Linked DNA regions of Homo sapiens: region 2 is linked to region 1. Evidence: chromatin contacts called from ENCODE Hi-C or POLR2A ChIA-PET data. All regions are on one chromosome and are shown on one strand. The core of a region is the stretch at or near the end of the contact, and the rest is flanking DNA. Distances in the headings are between cores, read along the strand shown. Region 1 has its middle 34 kb from the start of MIR4679-1. Region 2 holds the start of ANKRD22 (ankyrin repeat domain 22).

Evidence for each region. A loop is a pair of places that touch in the nucleus more often than their neighbours do. ChIA-PET counts read pairs that join two places held with the same protein, here RNA polymerase II (POLR2A). Pooled maps may share reads with other maps.
Region 2: a loop to region 1 is called in a map of tibial artery, with 3 times the contacts of the local background. The contact joins the promoter of ANKRD22 here to the enhancer-like site in region 1. A Hi-C loop is called at or near these places in 11 of 168 maps with a recorded cell type or tissue (A673, B cell, GM18951 and 8 more), 2 of 37 single-sample maps with no recorded cell type and 15 of 50 pooled maps. POLR2A ChIA-PET finds 5 or more read pairs at or near these places in 3 of 52 experiments (CD4-positive, alpha-beta T cell, H1 and Panc1).

The regions. Positions count from the first base shown.
Region 1 is chr10:89,027,119-89,031,975 of GRCh38, forward strand. No RefSeq gene overlaps it. Among named protein-coding and RNA genes, the nearest start is that of MIR4679-1, 34 kb to the right of the region's middle. Within about 2 kb of position 2,858, at least 5 of the 41 ENCODE cell types and tissues checked have a DNase peak (open chromatin) inside an H3K27ac peak, as active enhancers do; they include ovary, where a contact is called at or near this core.
Region 2 is chr10:88,849,979-88,854,835 of GRCh38, forward strand. ANKRD22 (ankyrin repeat domain 22) reads right to left here and starts at 1,866. Exons shown (of 6, transcript NM_144590.3): 1 at 1,609-1,866. The coding sequence starts at 1,629.

The sequences.
Region 1 (4,857 bases), core at 1,608-4,107:
TTCAGCCTGGGCAACAGAGTGAGATCTGTTTAAAAAAAAAAAAAGTGCAAATTAATCCCAATCCCACTGTTCAAAGGTAACTCTTGTGAATTTTTAGATATCTACACACACACAAAGTTAAAGAAAGGTGATCACACCATACACGCTTATAACATGCTTTTTACTCAACAATGGGTTATGGTTGCTATTCCATGTTAATAAATAAAAATAATTTCTTTTTAATATTCCTTTTAAATATAATTGTTATGGTTTGGCTGTGTCCCCACCCAAATCTCATCTTGAATTGTAGTTCCTATAATTCCCATGTGTCATGGGAAGGACGTGATGGGAGGTAACTGAATCATGGGGATGGGTCTTTACCATGTTGTTCTTATGATAGTGAATACGTCTCATGAGATCTGATGGTTTTATAAAGGGGAGCTCCCCTGCACATACCCTCTTGCCTCCTACCATGTAAGACATGACTTTGCTCCTCTTTTGCCTTCAGCCATCATTGTGAGGCCTCCCCAGCCATGTGGAACTGTGAGTCCGTTAAACCTCTTTCCTTTATAAATTACCCAGTCTCAGTTATGTCTTTATTAGCAGTGTGAAAACAGACTAATACAATAATATTCTTTTTTGGTACATAGTATTTCACTGCTTTGGGGTATCATATGTTGGTAAAATACAAATGTTATCATAATTTATTTTGCTGAAATACAAATGCTATTAAAGAATGTGAAGACATTTAACCACTATGGGTCATGAACACTTTAGTTCTTACTTGACTTATTTAACCTTAAACTAAAGACTTGGTGGGGGAGGGCAAGGAGGCCATGCCCCAGGAATTGGGCATAGGTCTGCTGTGTTAGCAGGCTCAGGTGAACAGAGTGTCTCCAGATGGCTGAGGAAAGGGAGAGCTCTGGACAAAGGATGAAAGAGAAGAGGTTGATGTTGAAATGGACTTCTCTAGGTAGATACACTTGGGTTGGCCCTGTCTGGGGCTTTGGGCCTCTCTAACTCTCAACTTCCAGTATAAGTCTAAGCCAAGTTCAAAGGTATAGGTTCTGGAGCTTCTCCCAACAGAACAAGGTCGTTTCCATATGACTCAATACTGGCCAAACAGCTAGCCAGTAAGTTATGGGGAGGAGGGAAAAAAAAAGAAAGTACTTAATTAAAGAGGGAGGAAATTAACTTTATTGAGTGCCTACTATGTACCATCGTATATGCTTACACAAAAAAGTGTTTGGCAAAATTCAATATCTACTTATGACAAAAATTTTTATGAAACTAGAAATAGGAGGGAACATTTTCAATTTGGTGAAAGGCATCTAGGAAAAACCATTGACTAACATCAGACTTAATGGAAAAGAATTGAGTGTATGTTATCTGACTACTCCATCCAATGGTTCTGTTATCCCCACTTTACAGATAGAGGAGACAAGGGCTGAAAATATCAATTAACTTGCATAAAGTTATACAAAGAAAATTCTAAGAAATCAGGAGGCTATTGTTAAGAACACTTGCAATCTTTAACGTCCTGCTAGGACTAAAAAATTGTGTCTATCCTCTTCCTACTTTGAAATTTGAGTTTGATAGATAGGGTTTCAGCAGCAACTTGGAGATGCTAAACAACAAATAATATCAGATTCACTCTGGAGGCTGCAGCAGAAAGATCATCAAAGATATGGTTTGGAAGATGTGACTTGAGGGGAATAAAAATGAAGTTATTGAACCAAAATTAGCCCTGTTTATGGGTTTGTTCATTCATTCAATAAATGCTTATTGTATTTCTACTCTGTGCCAGGCACTGTACTAGGTCTGGCTTATATACATGGTTACCTCCTGGAACCATTAGTCAAGAGGCAGACACTAATGGGATAGTGACACAGTTAAATGCTAAACACAACTTTGGCAGATGTCATTAGAAGAAAATGTAATGTGGGAGCATGACAGGAGGACTTGACTTAGTGTGTGAAGTCAGGAAAGTGACCAAGGATCTGAAATCTCACGAAACGAAGGTCTTGCTAAAGGTTCCCTGGCAGGAGCAAGAAAGAGGAGCAGAGAGATTGGAGGAAAGGAGATCAAGAACAGCCTGAAGCCTGTTCATGTGGGGGTAGTCACTGACTGTGGCTTTACTTATACAGCAGCTTGGGAGGTTTGACATTCAAGGCAGGAGAAGTACTTGTAAAGATTGCCCAAACTGAGGACTTATTAATAGCTGACAACTTCCACAGATTCCTGGGATGGCTTGAGCAAACTTTTTTGTTATCTTGAAGGCTGAATGTTTCATGTTTTTGTCCGCCTAGCCATACAGCACTAGCTGTGTTTGGGGCCCTCCACGTAATTCTGTGGTCTGTATCATGTGTCTGCCAAGTGAAACCCCCCATGAAGATTTTCTTGTGAATTTCCAGATGTTAGTGTGTTGAAATTGAATGGAGAAGAGTCCCTCTTATCTCTGTATATTCCTGGGAATTGAAAGGGATGGCGGTCCCTCTTCCCAACATTGAAATCAGCCTTGGCTTCTTCAGGAAGATTTTGTAACTATGACAAATATATATATATATATTTTTAAAATTTTCATTTTAGGGCCAAAGTTCTAGAAAGCTAGACATGTGTCAGCTGCAGAAAGTATCCACCGAGATGAATGGTTTTGGCTCTGCTGGCTATTGCATGGCATGATGACCTCGTGTTCCCAGCCCTAAATGAGTAAATTAACCTCAGCTAGGAGAAAAAATCTTAGCTACAAAACCAAAGGCCAAAGTCCAGAGGACTCGTCAGCTTCATCAGTAGAGAGTGAGTATAGCTCAACACAAATCCATCACTGAAAGCAGTGCAACCAAGGCAGCGGCGAGGTTGGTGGGGGCTGGGAGGAATCAACTTCTCTAATGACAGACAAGGCTGTGCTTCACTTCCACATGGCCACAAGGTGGCAGTGTTTCTCCTGGTACTAAAATTTGCCCCTGCTTGTATGAAAAAGACTTATTCCCTATGGAAACAATGTCTGTCATTTCACATTTTGATTCATTTTTTTTCCTCAACAGAGAAACAGGCCAGCATGGGGTAAGGCAAGGATTAAATGTGAAATCGGGTAGTCCAGGTTCTAATTCTAGCTCTGCCGTGAACTAACTGTATAACTTTGGATTTACCATGTCTGAGTTTCAATTTGCTCATCCACAAAATGGAGATACATCTCGCCTGCTCTTCTTATAATTGTCAGGCACAATAATAAACTATATATGCAAGTGTGATCAATTATAACGTACCATAACACTGGTTCTTAACTTTTAATATAAGAATCACATGAGGAAATTTTAAAAATACACACCCTCAAGGCCCAGCTTCTAAAGATGTTTCAAGAAGTCCAGGCCTATGCCTTAGAGTTTGTATACTACTACATATTCATCTGCAGGTATCAAGATGATGAAGGCCTAGGGACCACAATTTGAGAAACTACACTATGCAAATATATACCAGTAGAAAGTGAGAGGTTAAGGCACAGAAGTTTCTCTTACCTTTTCATGTAATGGTATTTATTTTTCTCTATTTTGAGTAAAAGTTTTACAAACACTCCACTACCCTTAGATTAACTAACTGAGGGCAGAAGTCTATATTTTATTCACCTCCTTATGTTCACAGCAATTGTTAGGATGTTAATTGGATAATAATCAGATAACAATGGTTATCTGAATCTTTGATGGAGGTAATCTGTAGAGCATCCCTAGCAATGTCACTCCATTTACAGGGATATTTGGTGATAGGACCTGGCAGACTCAATAGAATTCACCTGAGCTTTGCCTTTGTACCCCCATGGGCTCATTTTTGTCACCTAGTAAGTGACCAGTGCCATTTAGCAATTGCTGAATCATGGGCTTCACTGTGCTGAAACAGTTGTGCAGGAAATTTAGCAATGAGGTTCCATAAAACTCCCGGAGTTTTCTGTCACTATGGTTATCACAGATCACCAGGGCTTTTCAACCAGCACCGGCAGTATTTTCAGGGTCTTTAAGAGAGACTTAGCCCCCTTACTCCTCAGAGGGTGCTCCCTGCTGAGCTGTTGCCCTAAGAGAGGGTCTAGTTCAAAGGTGAATATAGCAGGAGAGATGTGCAGTCTGGCACCTTGGGCCTGTGGCCAGGGTACAATAGCTCGAATGTGATATCCCCAGCACCTGAATGTGGATATTCAAATCTCCTCTTAGGTAACAGCAAAGAAGACTCTTAGCAAAGTTGTCAGAGGCAGCTACGGAAACTTGCTGTATTCAAATTTCACATTGATAGAGAAAGGAAAGTGCTTAAATTGAACCATGGGCTTTTAAATCTTTCAGCAAATATTTATTGAGCAACAGTTGTTTTTCAGCAGGAACCATTCTAGGCCTTTGATTAAAATGTGAGTAAAATATCCAAAGACTCTGCTATTCTGAGGTTGAGATTCCAGCAGCAGGAGATGGAAAAATAATAAACATAATGATTACATAAAATACTTTATGTTAGGAAGGGATATATGATCTGGTAAGTAATGCAGGGTATAGGAGATTGGGGAGAAGTCAGTGAGGGGAAGAAGCAAGGTGTATTATTAAATAGAATGGTGAGGAGAGGCCCCTGTGAGATTGGAACAAAGACTTGAAGAAGAGTTGTTCAAACAGAGAAAATAACAAGAGCAAGGGTCTAGGGCCAGAGCACGCCAGGCACTCAGGAGGCATAGCAAAGATGCCAGTGCAGCTGCAGTGGATGAGCTCAGGGAGATCACGGGAATCCAGACCACATAGACTTGGTCCTACTGGAGGACAAGGATTTTGCTGAAGGTATCTTTGTATCCTCAAGGACGAATATTGTGTTTTGCTTGCACCAGAGGCTCGAATGGATTGGCCTCAGGATAGG
Region 2 (4,857 bases), core at 616-3,115, 180 kb before region 1:
AGCTTCCCGCACTCAAATTGGGGGAAGTTTTTTTTTTTTTTTTGAATAGATTCTTCCAGGCAACATAGGACCAGGGATCCAGCAGGCTTTTTTCTTGTCCTTAATGAGTAGCTCACAATCTTTATCCTTAGGAAACACAGAGCAAATGATATATTACAAATGAGTAGGCTATGTTTAAATATTTAAGAGATTACTATTTAATTTTAAAGAGTCTCAAACTCTTTAAAACTATAGATGAAAGGTCCTACTTCCAACTTTCTACATCAGAATACCTGAGGATGAGACTAGGCTTTTTTTTTTCCTTTTTCCAAATCACATATAATTCCCACATGCAATCTGAAAAAGCAACCAAAATGCAGAATCTTAGGTCCCACCCAGGTCTACAAACTAAGAATCTGCATTTAAACAAGACCTTCAGAAGATCTGTATAGACATTAAAAACGGGAAAGCACTGGCCTGTGGCAGTCTTTCTTTCTCAGGATGGTGGTAAACAGATCACCCCTATGTCAGAACCACCTGGGATGCTCCTTTTAAAAAGTATACTTTTGTATCCTACCATAGACTGAGTGAAACAGACTCTCTGGGTTGGAGTCCCTTGAAACTGCATTTCAAACAAACTTCTCTCCCTGACACTTGGGCAGTCTAAAGTTTGAGAGTTACCAGAGTAGCATTTAAAAGCACTATATGTTTTGTCATTTTCATGTATATGATCCCTTCATGAGGCTAAAATCACTGAGCAAGACATACCTAGAGTTATAAACCAATCAAACACTGCATTTGCACACACGGAGAGATATATACACACATGGCATTAGAAATAACTGCAAATAAACTGTCTTTAATACTAGATCAAAACTATCCAAGAAGGTTCCCCTGAGCATCTGCAATGAAATGCAGATTAACCAGTTAATTGTGTCAGAGGAGAGAGAGAGTAAATTATGTATAATGACATCATTACACCTCTTGTACTCTTGTCTAAACATTCCTTGCTTGTACTTTCTTGAAACATCATTAAAAATCCATTTGATTCTAATAAGTTACTTCCAATACAAGTAAAAGTACCTCAGTATTTATCAGATGTGAAAAGAAAATAATCAAATCATCAAAATATGTTATTATTCCTCTTCTTCATAGTGATAGTCTTTACTAATATTTACTAAAGGTGAATCTCCCTTCAAATACCAAGCTGAAAGGCATTACTCTGGTCATGTGGTTCCATAAAAGAGGCAGTCAATCTTTTGGATATTTAGAAAATCCAATTGAGTACAATTTTCTCTTTTTCTCTGAGTGTTTGTCATGAGAAAAGCACAACTCAAACTCGATTTTGTCCAAATTATCCTTGCAAACATCCAGATACTATGAAATGTGTATTATATTCATCTCAACTTAGATCTAGCTAATATTTTAGAATTACAAAATACTTTGTCTTAAACTATTAAGAATATCAACAAGAATAACACATAGGACTTTATTTTTTCTGACTTAATGCTCCCCCAGGGAGTTGAACAGACAAAACAGAAATATATTAACAGGGATAGAAAATTGCATCTGAAAAGCATGAGTAACTTTTAACATCTTTGGAACTCTGCTTTCAGAAAGGTGATGTACCTCAGAGTATAGGATTCCCATGCTGGTCCTTCACAGGCTTACTTCACCTCTACAGCTCCTTGAATCTTCTGGAGGTATTTCTGATGAATATCAAAATCCTTCCTGGCTGAGAGGAAAGTCCCTAGAAGTCCAAGCTGGTGGCAAGCTCCAGGAGTGCTTTTCTAGCAAACACCTGTCAGTGCTTTTCCAGCAGCTCAGGCAGCAGCACACCTTCCAGAGAGCCCAGCCCAATGAAACAAAGGCACTGGTGTCATGTGTAACGACCCAAGCCTGTATCATCTAATGTTACAACCCTGAGGAGCCGGTTTCTGAGTCATATTTGCTCTGCCAGTGGTAACATGCAGGAAAGAAGGAAGCAAAGTTAAGGGAGGAAGAAAAGTTCTTACATTGGCAGGAAGGACTCACGGTTCAAACCAAGATACTGTATTTCAGACATTTCGTAATCAAAATCTGGTTTTCAGTGGCCATTGAGAAAGGCTAGAGACCAACAAACTTACTTGTGAGAGCCACACGTGTCTGGCAAAGAACTTGAAAAATAATCTTCAAAATTCTCAGCCTAACAAGTAACGCTTTTCCAGCTATTTATGCAGTTTTGTAAACTAATAAATTTACTAACATAATAAATCTTAAGTTGTTTTAAATATTCCAATACTATTCACACATTTAGCCAAATTACTTTATAATATTCAATTTAAAAATCATAAGTCTAAAATCAAATACTCTGTTATGCATTTTAAATTGCATCATCAATTTATTTATCAAACATGCTAGTATGCCCAATCTCTTAAATATTGTAAACATTTTATATGCTATATATGATATCATTCACACATTTTCCTTGAACTGAATACAATCACATCAAACTTTCCCAGAATTGAAACACTCGACCGTCCACACACCCATTATAACCATGGGACCAGCCCAAATGGGCCGTACTTTGTTGATAACAAATGTCAATTTACTCTGTAGATATAACAGAGCCAAAAACTGTAAGTCATTTAGCCCAGGCATGCACAATAAAAATGTTTTTGCCTCTAACAGAACCTAGAACAAATGATCCCTCCCCTGGGAACCAAGAAGACAAGGACATGACGGGAACCTAAATGCAGGACCTCTTTCAGAAGCTAGGGGCTCATTGGCCCAAAAGATCCAGGGCTGAAATCTGCCTCAACATACCTTACCTTTAGTGGTCAAATTTGAAGCCCTTCAATCAGTCCCTGCCAAACCAACATTCCTAAATCCTTTCCCTCACCCTCTAAGCCATACATTTTCTCAGATTCCAAACTGGGGAGGCAGATTTGAGCCCACCTCCTGTCTCCTTGCTGACCTGTCTTGCAATAAAGTTTTTCTTTCCTCAAAACCCAGTGTCCAGATATTGGCTTCTGTGAGCAGGGGGCAGCAAGCCTATTTGCTCAATAATATCATGGAAGAAATAGTTCAACCATCTCAAACCAATTGATGTGATTTTCCCAATCAGTTGAGGCTCCTTAGTGGCCAGAAACTAGTGACCAGGATACTAGGCCTGTGCTTATAAATATTCAGGGAAATTCTTCTTACTCCACTGGTGGATATACTGAGCTATTTTTATAATTATTTCAAAGATTTTATGTTTCACTATGCAGTTGACATCGAGGCCAGCCTCTCTGGAGTTTAAGAATTAGCTAATTCTTCCGTTGGAGGAGAGGGAAGTCTGCAATACCCACTAAAATTGCAGCTGACTTCCTCTTTGGCTTGGTTTGATTTTGTATTTCTGTAGACTCTTAAGACATTTAAGTGTCTTCCCATTGACTTAGAAAAACATTAATGGTATATCCATTGGGTACTTCACTCTGTTATGCAATATTTTGTAACCTCTGGTAGCCTCTTTTGTAACCTCTTTCAACTAATTTGTGTGGACAGAACTCTTCACTGTCATTGCTTCTCTCCTAAGGTTGCTGCTAGCTTTCTTCTTCAAGCTCTTTCCTCCCTGACTGAGCTCTAAATGTTTCTTTAACTTTCAATCAGGATCAAAACTCATTTTATTAGATTCTGCATCTCTTGACAACATCTGGTTCTAAAGGAACAGTACTCATTATAATTGCAAATGATGTAGGGTTAGCTCAAAAAACAAACCAATGAAAAAAGCAGTTGACTCATTGTTATTTGTAAAACACTTGGATTTAACTCTAGGCCATTGGGTCTCAACCAGGGGTTATCTCGCCCCCAGATAGACTGCAGATTTAGCAACGAAAAAGATAAGATGTTCAGTTAAATTTGAATTTCAGATAAATTTCTGAAATGTCATATGGGACATACATACACTAAAAAATTATGTTGCTTAATGGAGAACGTCGTTTTATTGGAAACTAAAGACATTTGGCAATGTCTGGAGACATTTTTGGTGGTCACAACTAGGAGTGGGAGCATGGTACTCTAATGTGGGGAGCAGAGGCCAGGGAAGCTGCTAATCATCCTACAGTGCACAGGACAGCCTCTCAGAGCAAAGAATTACCCAGCTCAGAAGAGTGCTAATGTAGAGAAACTCTAGTCTAAGCCAAAAGGAGAATTAAAGGTGAAGGAAGAGGACTTCGTAAACTATAGTGTCAAATTGGAATACGGAGGCATATTGTCAGAATGAAGTTGGATAAACAGATATATTTTTAAGTGTTTAGGGTTCTTCCTCTGGCAATTTTGAGCCTATAATTACAAAGACAGGTAAAGAAAAGAAGTTCCAGAAAACAGCTTTCACAGGTAAATGTCTTCTGTCAAGAAATAACACTGTCAAGAAGACAAATGTCTTCTGTCAAGAAATAAACCTAGTGTTTAATCTGAATTAAACACTAGGGACTTAAAATTAGTGGCATCCTTTGATCCTGGCTGTAAATGCAGCCAACCTCCACTGACCAGCAGCCAACTGTCTGTGAGAGATGAGTCTCTTGTAAGGTGTATCCCAAAGACTTCCCCCCAAGAGGGGTTCAGTAGAGCATAACAAAGAAGTATAGTCCACAGAAACTCAGTTTTACGCTGATATCTTAATCCTTCAACATTATCTAACATTGTCCAACATTGACATTAGCAGTGGAAGTTATCTGAGTCACACGGCACCAAAATATGTCACCAGCCAGCAGTGAATCTGTGTGGGTTTGCAGCAAACTCAATTCTTGCCTTCTCAGAAGAAAGAATTCAACTGGGGGCCATAGGATGGAAGAAGAGACCAAGGCAAGTTTTAGAGCAGGAGCGACAGTTTATTAAAAAGCTTTAGAGCAGGAA